Linked DNA regions of Homo sapiens: region 1 is linked to region 2. The links are chromatin loops, found by intact Hi-C in ENCODE. Cell type or tissue: endothelial cell of umbilical vein. All regions are shown on one strand. Each heading gives the region's core, and the rest is flanking DNA. Links, peaks and the distances in the headings are about the cores only.

The links. A loop is a pair of places that touch in the nucleus more often than their neighbours do. Peaks named below come from ENCODE experiments on the same cell type or tissue, not always from the same donor. Only the 100,000 strongest peaks of a DNase experiment are listed, where the experiment ranks them.
Region 1: a loop joins it to region 2, with 7 times the contacts of the local background. A loop is called at or near these places in 9 of 110 quality-filtered maps.

Annotation. Positions count from the first base shown.
Region 1 is chr2:10,343,369-10,351,695 of GRCh38, reverse strand. All of the region lies in intron 1 of HPCAL1 (hippocalcin like 1), which reads right to left. Among named protein-coding and RNA genes, the nearest start is that of HPCAL1, 45 kb to the right of the region's middle. RefSeq lists an enhancer at 7,051-7,551. In endothelial cell of umbilical vein, for the core only: no CTCF peak of the experiment used is centred there; a DNase peak (open chromatin) is centred at 2,685; H3K27ac peaks cover 1,265 bases.
Region 2 is chr2:10,266,470-10,274,796 of GRCh38, reverse strand. LOC124907731 (a long non-coding RNA gene) reads right to left here and starts at 2,396. Exons shown (of 2, transcript XR_007086209.1): 1 at 2,079-2,396; 2 at 1,128-1,495. RefSeq lists an enhancer at 2,622-3,122. In endothelial cell of umbilical vein, for the core only: a CTCF peak has its summit at 4,075; a DNase peak (open chromatin) is centred at 4,076.

The sequences.
Region 1 (8,327 bases), core at 259-8,258, 77 kb before region 2:
CCTCAACCTCCTGGGCTCAAACAATCTTCCCACCTCAGCCTCCCAAGTAGCTGGGACCACAGGCACACACCACCACACCTGGCTAATTTTTTTCTTTTTAGTAGAGACAGAGGTCTCGCCATGTTGCCCAGGCTGATCTGGAACTCCTGAGCTCAAGCAGTCCTCCTGACTCAGCCTCCCAAAGTGCAATGATTATTGGCATGAGCCATGGCACCTGACCAGAACATTTTTATCTTCCCCAAAAGAAACCATGTACCCATTCACTGCCACTCCCCATTTCCCCTCAGCCTCCCAGTCCCAGCCCCAGGCAACAACTAATCTGCTTTCTGTCTCTACAGATTTGCCTATTCTGGACATTTCACATAGATGGAATCGTATTATATGTGGTCTTTTGTGACTGGCTTCATTCACTTAGCATATCTTTTCAAGGTTGGTCCATGTTGTAGCATGAATCTCAACTTCATTCCTTTTACTGCTCAGTGATATTCCATTGTATGGATAGACTACATTTTGTTTATCCATTCATCAGTTGATGGACATTTTGGTCATTTTCACTTTCTGGCTGCTGTGAATAATGCTGCTGTAAACATTTATGTGTAAGTTTTCATTTCTCTTTCATTCTTATATGCCTAGGAGTACAACTGCTAGGTCATATGGTAACTCTAGATTTAAGCTTTTGAGGAACTGCCAGGCTGTTTTCTGAAGAGGCTGCACCATTTTCATCCTACCAACAGCGTATGAGGGTTCCACCTTCTCCATTTCCTCATCTCCGCTGGAGTTTATAGGACTTTTTGATTCTAGCAGTCTTACTGGATATATCGCTGTTGTTTTCATGTGCATTTCCCTCGTGACTAATGATGTTGAGCATCTTGTCATGTGCTTCTTGGCCACTTGTATATCTTTGGAGAAACGTCTATTCAAGTCCCTTGCCCATTTTTTAACTGGGTTGTCTTGTATTATTGAGTTGTAAGAGTTCTTTATATATTCTAGATGCAAGTCTAGAATCTATACAATTCGCAAATATTTTCTCCTATTCTGTGAGCTGTCTCTTCACTTTCTTGACGGTATTCTTTGAGGCACAGGTGTTTTAAATTTTGGCTGGGTGTGGTGGCTTACTAGCACTTGGGAGGCTGAGGCAGATGGATCGCTTGAGCCCAGGAGTTCGAGACCAGCCAAGGCAATATGGTGAGATCCTGTCTCTACAAAAAATACAAAAATTAGCCAGGCATGGTGGCATGCACCTAATAGTCCCACCTACTCAGGAGGCTGAGGTGGGGGGATTGCTTGAGCCCAAGAAGCAGTAAGCCATGATCATGCCACTGCACTCCAGCCTGGGCAACAGAGCAAGACCCTGCCTCAAAAAAAAAAAAAAAAAAGGACATAGATTTTTAAAAGGCCAGAAGAAAGCAGACTTCATTAGCTGCTTCCCCTAATTGCCCCTGGACTATGGGGCATGCTCTGTCCCCTTCTGGGTGCATAGAGCATGTGGGAACCTTCGGGCAGGTGCACTCTGAGCCCACCAAGACTCAGTTACGTTTGTTTCCAAACCTGCTTATACCAGTAGTACTTATGTAATTACCAAAGTTAATTAAATTTTATGCAAACCCTCAGAAGAGGAATTAAAAGGAGTTGGTTTTATGAAACAGAGTTGAATGTTTGGGGGAAGATGGCTGTTCAATTAGGCATGAACAAAATAACTGTATAATATCAGTGGTATATGAAATCGGCAAGGATTTGGTGCTAGTTCCTACATTACTTGACAGAAACAGAAACTGAGAATCTCAGAAAATGCATTAACAGTGTGGATAGTGCAAAAAAGACATATCAGGACAGAAGCCAGTGGACCCATAATCCAAGAGAGGTCTTGGCCCTGTATCAAGAGATGGGGAATAAATGCATTTTTATATGAAAATGAAACGTTTTATGTCAAAACGAAATGCTCAATATGTCTATATCTTTTTTTTTTTTTTTTTTTTTTTTTTTTTTTTTTTTTGAGACAGAGTCTTGCTCTGTCACCCAGGCTGGAGTGCAGTGGCATGATCTCGGATCACTGCAAGCTCCGCCTCCCAGGTTCACGCCATTCTCCTGCCTCAGCCTCCTGAGTAGCTGGGACTACAGGTGCCCGCCACCACGCCCAGCTAATTTTTTGTATATTTAGTAGAGACAGGGTTTCACCGTGTTAGCCAGGATGGTCTCTCCTGACCTCATGATCCACCCGCCTCAGCCTCCCAAAGTGCTGCGATTACAGGTGTGAGCCACCGTGCCCGGCGTCTATATCATTTTTATGATCCCCTCTTTAATAATCTTTTTCAATTACCCAACTCCCTGCCAGGTCAGATAATACTGGAAAAGCAGGCTTCTTACAAGCACTCAAATAGAAGAGTGGCTACCTGGGCAGGGGTGACAAAATATTATTTTTTGTCTCCTTCTTACCTCTTAGTATGTTTGAGACGTTCTAATAAGTATGGATGACTTTTATGGTAGAGAACAAGTATGTAAAATTTATTTTTGAAGATTCAGATTCCATTACCGCCTGTTAATAAAGGGAAGAAATTTGGAAACGCTGCACTGCCGTGGCCAGCATTGTTAACTGCAGCCAAGAACATGCCCCTGTGCCACAAAGATAAACAAGCAGGAAATGTGCAAAAGGAACAACATAAAACAATAAGACCATCAGGCTCAAATGCGTGGCTACTTTAATTGAAAGCTAGTAAAACGCTGAAATAGATGCTGAATGTGATTGAATTCAGACAGGCCCTTTCCTGAGCTCTTTGGTTAAAGCTACTGGGCACCGTGAGAGGCAGACATACTTTTGGAAAGCCAGGCTGCTGGACTAAATGGGTTCAACGAACATCATACCAGACAAATCTGGATTTCCCAGGAGAAGGCCAGAATCCAGAGTTTTGTTTTGTTTCTTGAGACAGAGTCTCACTCTGTCGCTCAGGCTGGAGTGCAGTGGTGGGATCAGAGCCCATTGCAGCCTCAGACTCCTGGGCTCAAGTGATCTTCCCACCTCAGCCTCCCAAGTAGCTGGGACTGTAGATGCACATCACCCTGCCTGGCTAATTTATATATATATATATTTTTTTTTTTTTGTAGAGACAGGATCTTGCTATGCTACCCAGGCTGGGCAAATACTCCTGGGCTCAAGCGATCCCCCCACCTTGGTCTCCCAAAGCACTGGGATTACAGGTGTGAACCACCACAGCTGGCCCAGAGTTTTTTCTGTTGTTGTTTTTTGTTTTTTGAGATGGAGTCTTGCTCTGTCGTGCAGGCTGGAGTGCAGTGGAGCGATCTCGGCTCACTGCAACCTCCGCCTCTTGAGTTCAAGTGATTCTCCTGCCTCAGCCTCCCGAGTAGCTGGGATTACAGGTGTGTACCACCATGCCCAGCTAATTTTTGTATTTTTAGTAGAGATGAGGTTTCACCATGTTGGCAGGCTGGTCTTGAACTCCTGATCTTAGGTGAACTGCCCACCTTGGCCTCCCAAAGTGCTGGGATTACAGGCATGAGCCACTGTGCCCGGGCTGGCCCCTAGTATTTTTAAAGAAACACAATGTCACTGCTCTGATGTGTACAAAATAAGTGATTAAGAGGTCCGTCTCACTGACCCTAAATCCCTGCCCCCTTGAACTTGATCTTGCTTTTATATCCCCACCATGCTAGGCTTACAGTAGGTATCTAATCACTGTGTTAAAGCATGAACAAATGCAAGCTTAAGAGTGACTTATGAAGATACCAATCTTTCTCCTGTAAACCAGGGCTTCTGAAATGGTCCTTCTACAGCACTCCTCCCCTCCCCCATTCCCACGCTGCATTTTCTTATGTTTGAGACACAGTTTGCTAAACCCAACCTTGTCTGAATTAATGAGGACACAGAAGTGAAGGGTTTGGGGAGCTAAACATTAAACCGATTTGGCCCATACTCCGTGCCAGGCTTCATACTGGATCCCCGTGAAACACAGGAAGCCTCAGAAAATGCCCAACCCCGCCCCGCAGACACAGTGCCATGGGAAAGGCTGCTGCTGGAGTGTTTAAACCTGTGAGGAACAGCACCAGAAAGGCCCAGACAGCCAGAGCGGGGCCTGAAGGAAAAGCAGGGTGGGTGCTGAGGACAGACACCCACAGATCAGCTCCTGGGACCCCAGGGTGGCAGGAGGCACTTCCAAAGGAGAAGTAGTGGGTGTGGCCATTTTAAACCTCTTTCCTCCTCCCCACGCCCACCTTTGCCCCACCGTGGTCCACATCTGGGGCTGGAACTTAGGCGAAGTGACCATTATCAGGCGCTGGGGGGCACATTTTATACCATCAGGAAATTCCTGTGAGCCAAGTCAGTCCCAGCACATGGGCCTTCCCTGAAGGCCCTGCTCCCCATGAGACTCTGAGACAGGGCTCTGCCTGGTGTGGATGACAGGCTCAGAAAAGGGTGGGCCGGGGGCTGGGTGACCAAGCCAACGACGGAAGGAGCAAGTTGTTCTAAAGAACAGGCGCCCACCGTATGGGTCACGGATGCCAGGGAGGCAGACACTCCCTCTCACTGAGGCCGGCCTGTGTGTCAGGCTGAACTCCAGCACCTGCGGGGGGCGGGGGCGGTGCGGGGCTCTCTAGAGACTTCTGAAAGTGAATCCCAGTAATGTCAAACTCATCTATGAGCACTCTGCTCCTCTGAGGATGAAAACAGTTCGCACCACTCTGCAAACAAATATAAATCCCTTAGAAACTAATCTGGGTGGGTGGGTGGGGTGGTGGGGATGACAAGAGGAACAAATGTTTAAAATCTAACATCCTCCAGGGTGGTCCTGACCCCAGTTAGAAGGAGAGAGAAGGAAGAGGGTGGGGGGAGGGAGCCAGGGCCTGTCTGTGCTGGGGAGGGAGCAGTGGAGGAGCACAAAGACATGGAGAAGGAAGGGGAGGAAGGGGAGAGAAGTGAGAAGCTCTCACAGTCTCGTTTTTGTACTATCATGGTGAAAACACAGTACACTTCATTCTGTTTGATGATGCCAACGCCTGCTACTGGAAAACACTCTCCTTGCACATCATATCCATAAATAAATGCCAGTCCCGGGTCTGTGGGTCTCAGCCTGGTAGACCGGTTATGTCAACTGGACAGTGCTTTTAATGGACCATTTATAGCCTGACTGGCTCACAACAAAAATGCCTGCACGGAGACCTAGAGGGTTAAACATCTCTTTAAGACAGAACTGCCTCCCAATTGAAAGAGGAAAAAAGCCACAGAGGGGACTGGGGCCAGGCAGACAAAGTTAACATTTGAGGATGAGGGAGCACCTCCCCCAAGACTCCACAGCCAAGCCCTGAATGAGGCACGTGGGCTGTGATGGGGTCAGTCCCATTCCATCCCCTCCCAATTCTGGCATGAGGGCTTCTCCCACCATATCCCCAGAGCCTCGAGACAGAATACCAGGAGGCTCCCCATGGCCCCCACAACATCAGCAGTCACTGCTGCTCCCCAACTTTCTCCCCGTCACCCCCCCTCAAAGAAGGACATGAGTGCAGCTGTGCTAGTGTCCTACTGGGAGGCCACCAGCCCCTGATGGACCAAGGGGGGTCTGAGGACCCCAAGGCATTGCACATAAGTGTTTGCATGCATACACACACACACACAGCCTGGCTCTCTCACACATACACAGACACACACACCCCCAGGGCACACACTCAGACACACCCACACACTCACACTTCCACTTATTCCCACAATTGTTCTTCCTGGTTTGGATCAACAGACCATCTGTGTGCTTGTGTGACTTAGGAAATCTTCCAAAATACGGCAAAAGTTCGCAGTCCTTGCCCCTTTTGTGGTGGGGGAGGGGCGTCATAAATAGTTTTCTAGTTTCTTTATATTTTCTATTTTACAGTGAACATGCATGTATCACTTTTATATTCAGAAAAAGTTAAAACACAAAATTTTTAAAAGTTTTTCTGGATGGGTGCAGTGGCTTATGCCTATAATCCTAGCACTTTGGGAGGCTGAAGTGAGAGGATCGCTTAAGCCCAAGAGTTCGAGACCAGCCCAGGCAGCATAGCAAGACCCTGTCTCTACAAAAAATACAAAAATTAGCTGGGTGTGGTGGCTCACACCTGTAGTCCCAGCTTCTTGGGAGGCTGAGGTGGGAGAATCGCTTGGGCCTGGGAAGTCAAGGTTGCAGTAGGCCAAGATTGTGCCACCACTCCAGCCTGGGTGACAGCAAGACCCTGTCTCAAAAAAAAAAAAAAGTTTTTCTAGGACAAATAATAAATAGTACCACAGTAGGTCACATTCATCTCATCTTGACCCACACAACAGCACTGTGAAGTAGTGCTTCCATTTTACAAATGAAGAAACCCAGGATAAGGGAACTTGAAAGCCGCCCAAGGTCACCCAGCTAGCAAGTGGCAAAAACGCAGAGTACAGTATTATCACTCCTGGGAAAAAGGTTCCTCTAGTCTGTCCCAAAGACGGAGAGAGAGACACACACAGAGAGACAGAAAGAAAGAGACAGACAGACAGGCAGGCACAGAGATAGAGAGATTGAAACAGAGAGAGCAAGACAGACAGAAACAGAGACAGACACATACAGAGACAGAGACAGACACACAGAGAGAGGCAGAAAGAGACTGCAAGACAGGCACAGAGAGAGACAGAAAGAGAGAGAGAGAGAAACAGACACATAGAGAGAGGCAGAAAGAGACTGAAAGGCACAGAGAGAGAGACACACAGAAAAAGAGAGAGAGATGGACACATAGAGAGAGGCAGAAAGAGACTGAAAGGCACAGAGAGAGAGACACACAGAGAGAAAGAGAAACGGACACATAGAGAGAGGCAGAAAGAGACTGAAAGGCACAGAGAGAGACACACACAGAAAGAGAGAGACAGAGACAGACACAGAGAGAGAAGCAGAAAGAGACAGAAAGTCAGGCACAGAGAGAGACACACACAGAAAGAGGGAGAGAGAAACAGACACATAGAGACAGACAGACAGACACAGAGAAAGAGACAGAGACAGAGCAAGTCCTGGGAGGAAGGGAAGGGGGAGCAGAGTACTGTGGAGTGTGGGACGCCCGTCTTACTCATTTGATTATAAAATATTTCTGAGCTGCCAGATGGTATAATAGTGGCTGCAGATGCCCCGATAGCTTTTCTTCATTTCTTTGCACAGGGCTCCATTTCAGGGCCTGAAGAGTGATATCTAAGAAGCTATTCTGGAGTTCCATAAAGACAATCACTATACAACTATGGAATCGCCGCTTGGTGCATGCGCTTAACAGATGTGCACTGGTTCTGGCTTCCTGGATAAACGGGCCTTATGCTAATCGTGAGGCACCTAGCGGCACTTCGGGGCCCCCCTTGCTGGCACATGGCCTGCTCAGGCAGGGATGGGATCTGGGCTTGTTACGTAATTAATCCTTGGCTCAGGGCTGCTGCACACCCCACACAGACGCTGGTCGAAGTGATGCCTATGGGGAAAGCAAGCATCAAAGACCACGTCCCCAGGGTCCTCTGAGCCAGGAGCGGCCGAGACTTCGAGATCAAAGCTGTAGGGTTAATGAGTTCACTGCAGTCCTCAACCGTCTGCTTGTTTTGTTCTGGCTTTTTCGTGTTGTGTTTTGTTTAGTTTTTAATAAGGGAGTCTTCATCCCTGCTCCTTCGACAGCTCAGTAACCCAGTTAGAAAGCAACAGCTCTGTGCAGGATGCACCACACAGCCGCCGGTACTCCTGCCGGGTCTGAAGCCAGCGTTCTCTATATCCCAAGAGGTGCAGCCTCCCAGGAGGCATGGAGGCCCAAGCCTCACTCCAGAACTGCTTGCTTGGGAAGCGCACAGCCATGGGCCATGTGTTCATCCCTGAGGCCTGCCCCCTCTTCTCTTTCTGCCCTCATCTCTCCTCTCTCCCCTCAGCCCTGAGCCACGCCCAGCACAAGAGAACAGCAGAAAGACTTTCTATGCCATCTGCCACTGATCTAAAAGTCCCTTCGCAAGGATGAGTTTTGTTTCTGCTCTTAAAATTTAGCCTGGTTTCAGCCTGATCTCTTGGACTTGGCATTGGCCACGGTCAATCCAGTGTCTGCAGTCAAAGCAGTGGCAGCTTGCAAACCCATATAGTGGAGGTCCCACCTAAAGCCATGCCCACCCTAAAAATCCTCCAGACTTCAAGAAACCTCCAAGTTCAGAAGCAAAAGAAAGGAAGACCCAGGGAACAGCAGGAATCACTTGCATGGAAGTCTGTGGACAAACTAGGCTGGCTCACCTGCCTGCCTATGCAAACACCCACCTCCCACCCGGGAGTCCTGGAGGGAGATATGGTGCTATCAGTCCTTCACATGCTAGTGAG
Region 2 (8,327 bases), core at 63-8,062:
CCAAAGTGCTGAGATTACAGGCGTGAGCCACTGCACCCGGCCTAAATTTTTTTTAATGTTCACATATATCCTTATATTTTTATTTTTAACCTAAAACATACAAAAGTACTTTCATCCATCATATCCGGATGTCTGTGCGACGCCTTCCCTGGGCCTGGGCCACGTGGTTAGAGTACACACCGACTCTGGCATTGTGGTGCCCGGGGGACCCCTGACTCGGAGCCTCTGCTTCTTAACTAATGAGAGGCCAGCACGGTTGCTCACATCTGTCATCCCAGCACTGTGGGAGGCCAAGATGGGTGGATCACTTGAGCACAGGAGTTCAAGACCAGGCTGCGCAACATGACGAAACACCGTCTCTGCTAACAATACAGAAAAATTAGCCAGGTGCGGTGCTATGCACCTGTAGTCCTAGGTACTCGGGAGGCTGAGGTGGGAGGATGGCTTGAGCCCAGGTGGCAGAGGTTGCAGTGAGCCAAGATCGTGCCACTCACTCCAGTCTGTGCGACAGTGAAACCCTGTCTCAAAAAAAAAAATAATATAATGCGAGTTTAAAAACATTTGTAAACAACAAGGTGCAGACTCCACTTAGGCCCCTGTTTCCTGTGATGTGCTGGTTGGCTATTGCTGCCCAGCCAACGACGCCGCCCCAGCACTTACAGCACCGACCCTCATTCACACTCTCTCATGTTGTCTGTGGGCAGGGATGTGGGAGCAACTGGACTATAAGGTTCCCCTGAGGTTGCAGCCGACGTCAGCAGGAGCTGCCCTCAGGAGCATTGCCTGGTGCTGAAGGTGCCGCTTCCAAACTGCCTCATTCCCGAGGCTGGTGCTAGCTGCGGGTAGGAGGCTTCAGCTCCTCTCCATGTGGCCCCTCCAAAGAGCCATCTTCATGGTGTGACAGCTTCGTCCAGAGCCAGAGACCCCAGAGAACCAAGCAAAGGCTGCAACGCCTTCTGTGACCCAGCCTTGGAGCACACAGAGTGTCACTCCCATGGTATTCTATGTCTCCCAGTCGGTCTTGATTCGACATGGGAGAGAGCCACACACGGTGTGAACTCCAAGAGATAAGAAGCATGGGGCCATCTTGGAGACTGGCGGTCACACCAAGCTTAACTCAACAGCAATTTTGTAAAGCAATTCACCTTTAATGAGTCTTTTCAAGGCATTTAATGAGTGTGCATAGAAATCACTTTCATATTCATATTTTATCATTTTGTGTATACTCAATTACACAATGCCATTATGATAAGCATAACTAATATAAACAGATTGGGGAAACTTCACTGACTGACAAGCGGACAGACCCAGGCAGCAGTAGCAGCCCAAGTACGTGGGCACATGGGGAGAAGGCTGCAGCCGGGGTGGAAGCTCAGGAAGGCTTGTCGGGGGCTGCAGGTCGCTGGCTAGATCTGATGGGGCCTGATGTACCCTTTGGTGGCCCCAGAGTCACTGCACCGGCACCAACTGTGTATTTCTTCTGTGAGCCTCAGAGCTGTATAAAGTACGTGTGTTTAGGCCAAGAAGAATTTAATTCACACCAGGTGCAGTGGCTCATGCCTATAATCACAGCACTTAGGGAGGCCGAGGTGGGTGGATCACCTGAGGTCAGGAGTTGGAGACCAGCCTGCCCAACATGGTGAAACCTCATCTGTACTAAAAACACAAAAATTAGCCGGGCGTGGTGGCGTGCTCCTGTAGTCTCAGCTACTCAGGAGGCTGAGGCAGAAGAATGGCTTGATCCCGGGAGGTGGAGGTTGCAGTAAGCCGAGATCGTGCCACTGCACTCCAGCCTGGGCAACAGAGTGAGATTCCATCTCAAAAAAAAAAAAAAGAATTTAATTCACTTCAGCAAGTGTTTCCTGAACACCTGCAGAGCCAGGCACCAAAGGCGTTCAGACAAATTCTTCTCCAGGCCAGTCCCAGTGCAGGGAGGGAAACAAGGGAAAGAACCTTTCAGCCTGGCGCTCACTGGGCTGGAGGAGGCCCGGAGGCACGGGAGCGCAGGGGAGAGTCTCAGTCCCCTTGGGTGCGTAACAAAGTCCCACAGACTGGTGACTGAAACCACGGACATTTACCTTCTCATAGTCGTGGAGGCTGAAAGTCCAGGATTGAGGTGTCGGCAGGGCTGGTGTATTCTGAGGTCGTCCTTTGGCTAGGAGGTGGCTGTACTGTGGCTGTGTCCTCACGTGGTCTTTCTGCTGTGTGTATCTGTGCCCTAATCTCTTCTTAAAGGACATGAGTCCTGTTGGACTGGGGCCCATCCAAATGACCTCATTTTACTTCCATGACCTTTTAAAAGGTTCTATCTCCAAGTATAGTCACATTTTGAGGTACTGGGGGCTTCAAGACGGGGGCACAATTCCACCTGTAGCAGGGAGGAACAGGCATCCACTTACCCGGGAGATCCTAGTGGGCTTCCGGGAGCAACCACGCAGAACCCTGTAGGATAAATGGAGTTTTTCTGACCAGGCAGGGGTAGGGTGGGGAGACGAGCTCTGTGGGAGCTGCAGTGGGGCAGGAGGGACCACCACCATTCAGCATATGGAGGGTGGGGCAGGCAGGGGAGCCCTCCTTGTTCCAGAAGCAGACCTTGGGTCCCCTCCACGCGGCCCACCTTCTCCCTCCCAGAGCCTCCCTCAGGTCCCACCTCTGCAAAGAGAGCCAACGCCATGCACCAAGCCACGGGACACTTGTCACTGGTGACTCAAAAGGGAGGGCTTGTGTGTCATTTGGCCTTGAGCATGGAAAGTTAGATCAGCTGGAAAGAGTAAAAGGAAGTTGGGAATTGTTTTTAAACCAGCCGCAAGTGCAGGAGTGATAAAGGGATGGGGAGGCCACTAGGCCTTTTGGAAAATATTAATCGCCCAGAGTCTGAAGGAAAAAGCGAAAAGCAAGGCCTGGCGAGCCCCTCCACTGTCTGAGCGCACAACTGAGGGGAGAGGTGCGTGTGTGTGTTTGCGTGTGTGCATGTGAGTGTGGGTATCTGTGTGCATGTGAGTGCGTGCACATGTGTGTACATGTGTGTGTCTGTGTGCATGTGTGCATGTGTGCATGGGTCTGGGTGCGCATGTGTGTGTATGTGCACGCGTGTACGTGTGTACGTGTGTGGGCATGTGTGCACATGTGTGTGCTCACGCATGTGTGCATGTGTCCGTGTGTGCATGTGTGTGCACATGTGTACATGTGTGCTCACACGTGTGTGCTTGTGTGTGCGTTGTCTGTGTGTGTTGTGGGGGGCTGCCTTCCTGGAGCCCATCAGCCCAGCACAGCTCTGGCCCGTTTGACAATGTCCCCTGAACCACTGAAAAGGACCATTTTTTTTTTTTGGAGATAGGGTCTTACTGTCACCCGGGCTGTAGTGCAGTGGTGTGATCTTGACTCACTGCAACCTCCACTTCCCAGGCCCAAGCGATCCTCCCACCTCAGCCTCCCTGGTATCTGGGACCACAGGTCTGCACCACCATGCCTGGCTAGTTTTTTATATTTTTGGTGGAGACAGGGTTTCGCCATGTTGCCCAGGCTGGTCTTGAACTCCTGAGCTCAAGCAATCCTCCTGCTTCGGCCTCCCAAAGTACTGAGATTACAGGCATGAGCCACTGCACCTGGCCTGAAAAGGACCTTTGACATCAGGGTCATCACAGCCTCATGCCAGCTTTGCTGCAAGTGCTGGACTCCGATTTGTGGGAAGATGAAGGCAGGTTACCCTGGGACTCTCTCCTGCCTCACCTGGACTTCCAGACGCACGGGGAGTGTGTGCCTTCGCAGCTTGGCATAGTGAACCTGTGAACAGCCAGCCTCTGAGAACAATGACCTCATCTTTATGAAATTTTAGTTGTGGAATGTTTCATAATTTGCACAACACTTGTGTGTGATCTGTAAACGAACACTGTGTACCTGCTGGGGTGCAAGAAACCTCCTTCCTGGCAGGGAGCATGATCAGATCGCTTTGGGCCCACTGGCTGCAGGACATGGTCCTCCACGGCGCAGGGCTGGCACTGAGGGCTCTGCGGGAACTTCCCAACCTCTAAGCCCAGGAAGCACCTCCCTTCTGCCCTCGCCCACGGGGTCTCTGGAGCAAGCCTGCCCCCTGGGGCAGGAGCTGAGAAACTGGCTGGAGGCCTTTCGCTCTGCCCATTTCCTGAGGTTAAGGAGGAGTCCTTCCAGTGTAAATGGAGGTAGGGCCCATGTGTGCACGTTTGCACACACGCAGACACCCACCCAGCCTGAAATGTTGGGTTTGCAAGATCCAGATTGGGGTGTCTTGGGCAGGACTGGCCATATAAGTCTCCTGTGCTGGTCTGAGGAAGGGGGTTGGCACACACAGGGCCCCTGAAGCCCTGGCTGATACCCTCCGCCTGTCTGCCAGGCGAAGCCAGGCTGCTCTCATGGGCTCAGTCCCTGGGCACCTTCCTGATGGAGATGCCCTTAGCAGCCTGGGTGAGGCCCCAGGGGAAAGGCTTCAGATCCTGGAGCAGAGTCCAACCCCCTCATGTCACAGCTTAGCACACTGAGGCCTGGAAAGAAAGGACACGCCCAAAGTCACCTGGCTGGTCAGCTGCAGAGCCAGGCATCAGGTGGCAAGCCCTGCACTCCTTCCGCCGAGTCTCCAGGCTTGCCCTGGTGCCCCTGTCCCTGCGTTTCCAGACCTGGGCACTCAGGACACTGTGAGTCCAGAGGGGTGGCCTGGCAAGGGTGAACCCAGCCAAAGCCGGAGCCACAGGAGGGAAGACCCTTCTCCCAGCTGGGACTCACAGCCCTGGCCTGGCTCTGCCTGGCTGGAAACAGTTACAAGGCTGGGACCAGCCAAGAACACCCCGGGCCTCCTCTCTGTCCTCACTGCCTCCCACCTTTCAAAGTCAGAAAGCCTTTCCCACCTGGCTTATGCCAGGGCTTGGGGTAAAGGCACAGCTGGCAAGCAGCCTGGAGGGGAGAATGAAGCAGCGGAGGTGGGGAGGGAGGAGAGGAGGAGAGAGCACTCCCTGCCTGCCGCTTACGCAGAGATTCCGTCATCATTAGGCTTCTTTTGGTGACACACTCCTGATACCCAGGGACTCGGAAGATCCCATGGAGGGGATGAAGAGTTATTATTTGCACAGAGCATGCAGCTCAGAAGCATAGCTCCCCTCTCTCCCGACACTCTGCCTCATCTTTGATCCTCTCGGTGGCTCTGAAGTGGGTCCTATTATCATTCTCCCTGGGCAGAGGAGAAGACGGAGGTTCAGAGAGACTCAGTGATTTGCCCACAGCCACTGGGCCCTGGTGGGGCAGAGGCTGCCTCCAACCCTCAGATCCGATCTGAGTTCAGAGTCGTTGAGGGCATCCTCATGTGGCTTCACAGCTCTCAGGCCGCGGTGGGGCTGGCTCGGACAGGAAGCACTACATTGCATTCCCAAATGTTTTGGTCTCAGGACCCCTTTCAGTTTTCAAAAGTATTGAGGACCCCAAACATGTTTTACACATAAGGGCTATATCTACAGATTTTCTGTGTTTAAAACTAAAACTGCCAGGTGCAGTGGCTCATGCCTATAATCCCAGCACTTTGGGAGGCTGAGGCAGGTGGATCATCTGAGGTCAGTGGTTCGAGACCAGCCTGACCAGATAGGGTGAAATCCTATCTCTACTAATAATACAAAAATTACCCAGGCATGGTGGCGGGCACCTGTAATCTCAGCTACCCGGGAGGCTGAGGCAGGAGAATCACTTGAACCCGGGAGGTGGAGGCTGCAGTGAGCTGAGATTGAGCCATTGCATTCCAGCCTGGGTGACAAGAGCAAAACACCGCCTCCAAAAAAAACAAACAAAAGACAAAAAGAACACCTAAAACTGAAAAACTCTAGAAATATTTTAACTCGCTTAAAAATAATAATGTCTGTTACATGTTAACATAATAATTTTTGATTAAAAAACGAATATTTTGCAAAGCAGAAAAGATGTTTAGAGAGAAGCGTGGCATGATTTTACATTTGTGCAAGTTTCTTGAATGTCTGGCTTCATAGAGGATTTACATACCCACTTCTGCATTTAATCGATTGCAGTAGTGCACAGATCTGGCAAACTCCACTGCACATGTGTGAGACAATGAGAATAAAAAAGCAAATAATATTTTAGTATTGTTATGGAAATAGTTTTGACCTACAGACTTCCCGAAAGGGTTTCAGGGATTCCCAGGGGTGCCCCTGAGCCACACTTTGAGAATCACTGCACTGCAGTCTCTGAGTGTGGTCTGCGTCATTCACAAAGCAAATTCCAACATCTCCTGACTCTAAAATGCATCCCCCTCCCCACCGACACATTACAGGATTTGTGAACTCCAAGCGTTTCTCCCAATTGCCCTTGGTTTGCGCCTCTCCCTGCATGCTTGGTTCAGTGGAGGATCTGTTAGTTCACGGAATCTTACAGCCAGGGGCGTCACATAATCCTCACAGTGGCGAACCTCTGGATGCCATCTTGCCTCCAGAGGGAGACTCTGGGACCGCTTCTCCACACAGCTTCCGAGGGCCTGAGCGGCAGGTAGCTGGAACCTAATGGAACCTAGGCTGGGGTGCGGGGCCCTGGATTGGGGGTAGCCCTGACCAGGCCAATGTGCCACCGGGCAGGAGGAGCGAGTCAGCACACCTCCTCTGTGCAGCCCATCCTGCCCCCGTCCCCCTCCCCGCCCCTCGCCCCTCCTGTGGGCCCCCGTGCACCCTCCTAGTACACGTGAGCTCTCAGGGACAAGCTGTCGCACTGTTTGTCATGGGTTTGCCTCCCCACCTGGCTGTAGGCATCTGAGGGAAAGAGAGCGTCCTATCTGTCCATACAGCCCAGGACTGGCCCTGAGCCAACCCTCAGATGCCAGGTAAAGAAGGCCGGCAGGCCCTTCCCTGTCAGTGAAGAAAGAAGTTTCCAGAGGCCCGTTCCCTGAGGAGCAGGTGGAGGGCAGGGCTGGGGAGGGGCATCCCACGGATGGCAGCTGTCGCTCGGCAAAGCCAAGGGCATAACTCACCTCAGAGGAGGCCGTGTTCAGGCCGCGCCTGGTGCCCAGATAAGCTGTGCAGGCCGCTGGGCTGGAGCCTGGCCCGCATGACAGGTGTCACCGGGAGGTCCCTGTAAGAGGAGGGAACTTGGGAACATTGTGGCTCCAGGGAAGTGCACAGATGTCCTGGGCCCCCCAGCTCCCAGGGAACCAGCCCCTCCCTCACCCGGACATGGCGCCCTGCCTTGTCGCGGTTGTCGGGGATTTTTCCCTTATCCCGTGGTCTCTGGGAAACCCAGCCCTGCACCCAGCACTTGGCACCTGATAAGGGTTTGCAGAACTGAATGTTTTAAATGCATCAAGAAACGCATATTGAGAGGAGCTGCTTGGAGTCAGCGGAGTCTGAGTATGGACTGAGGATAGTAGCCCCGTCACACACGTGGGCTTCTCTAAATTAGATTTCCTAAAAATGGAACTTGTTGGACACTCATAGCTAAGGCAGCCAGAATGTCCAGGAATTCTCAGCAATTCTGAGCAGGATCTCTCCAGAGGAGGTGAGGAACCCACCCTCGGAACAGAGCAGGGTTCCAAGGCCGCTGTCTCTAGAACACAGGAGGCTCGGGCTCACCTGGCCCCTCTCAGAGCCTGCATGCAGCCACTGGGGCTTTCCTCATGGAGTTGCCAGCCATGAGATGGAAAATTCTGGAAATCTCATAGGCCTTTAAGAAAGGCAAAAGGAGAAAAAGGCCAGACACCAGGGCAACCTCCTGGTAATTCTAAGGTGCTCAGAACCTCTGCGGAGAAAGGGGCCTGCCTGTACGTCCGGGTCTTCATCCTCCTCCCAGGCAGGGCTTGAGATGTGGCAGGTGGAGGCAGGTGGGGATGTGGGGGGCCCAGGAAAGACCCTTCTCCCACAACCACATGCACACGTTTTTCTCTTTCTCTTTCTTTTCTTTTCTTTTGAGGCAGGATCTCACTCTGTGGCCCAGGCTGGAGTGCAGTGGTGCCATCACAGCTCACTGTAGCCTTGACGTCCCCCAGCTCAGGTGATGCTCCCACCTCAGCCTCTCGAGTAGCTGGGACTACAGGTGTGCACCATCTACAGTAGGTGGGCACTACAGGTGCCCAGCTAATTTTTGTATTTTTTGTAGAGATAGGATTTCACCATGTTGGCCAGGCTGGTCTCAAACTCCTGGGCTCAATCCCCCGAAGTGCTGGGATTACAGGCATCCCACTGTACCTGGGCTTCTTTTTCTAAAATTCAGTTATGGTCTCGCTATGTTGCTCAGGCTGGTCTCAAACCCCTGACCTCAAGTGATCCTCCCGCCTTGGCCTCTGAAGTGCTAGGATTGTAGGCTCAAGCCACCGT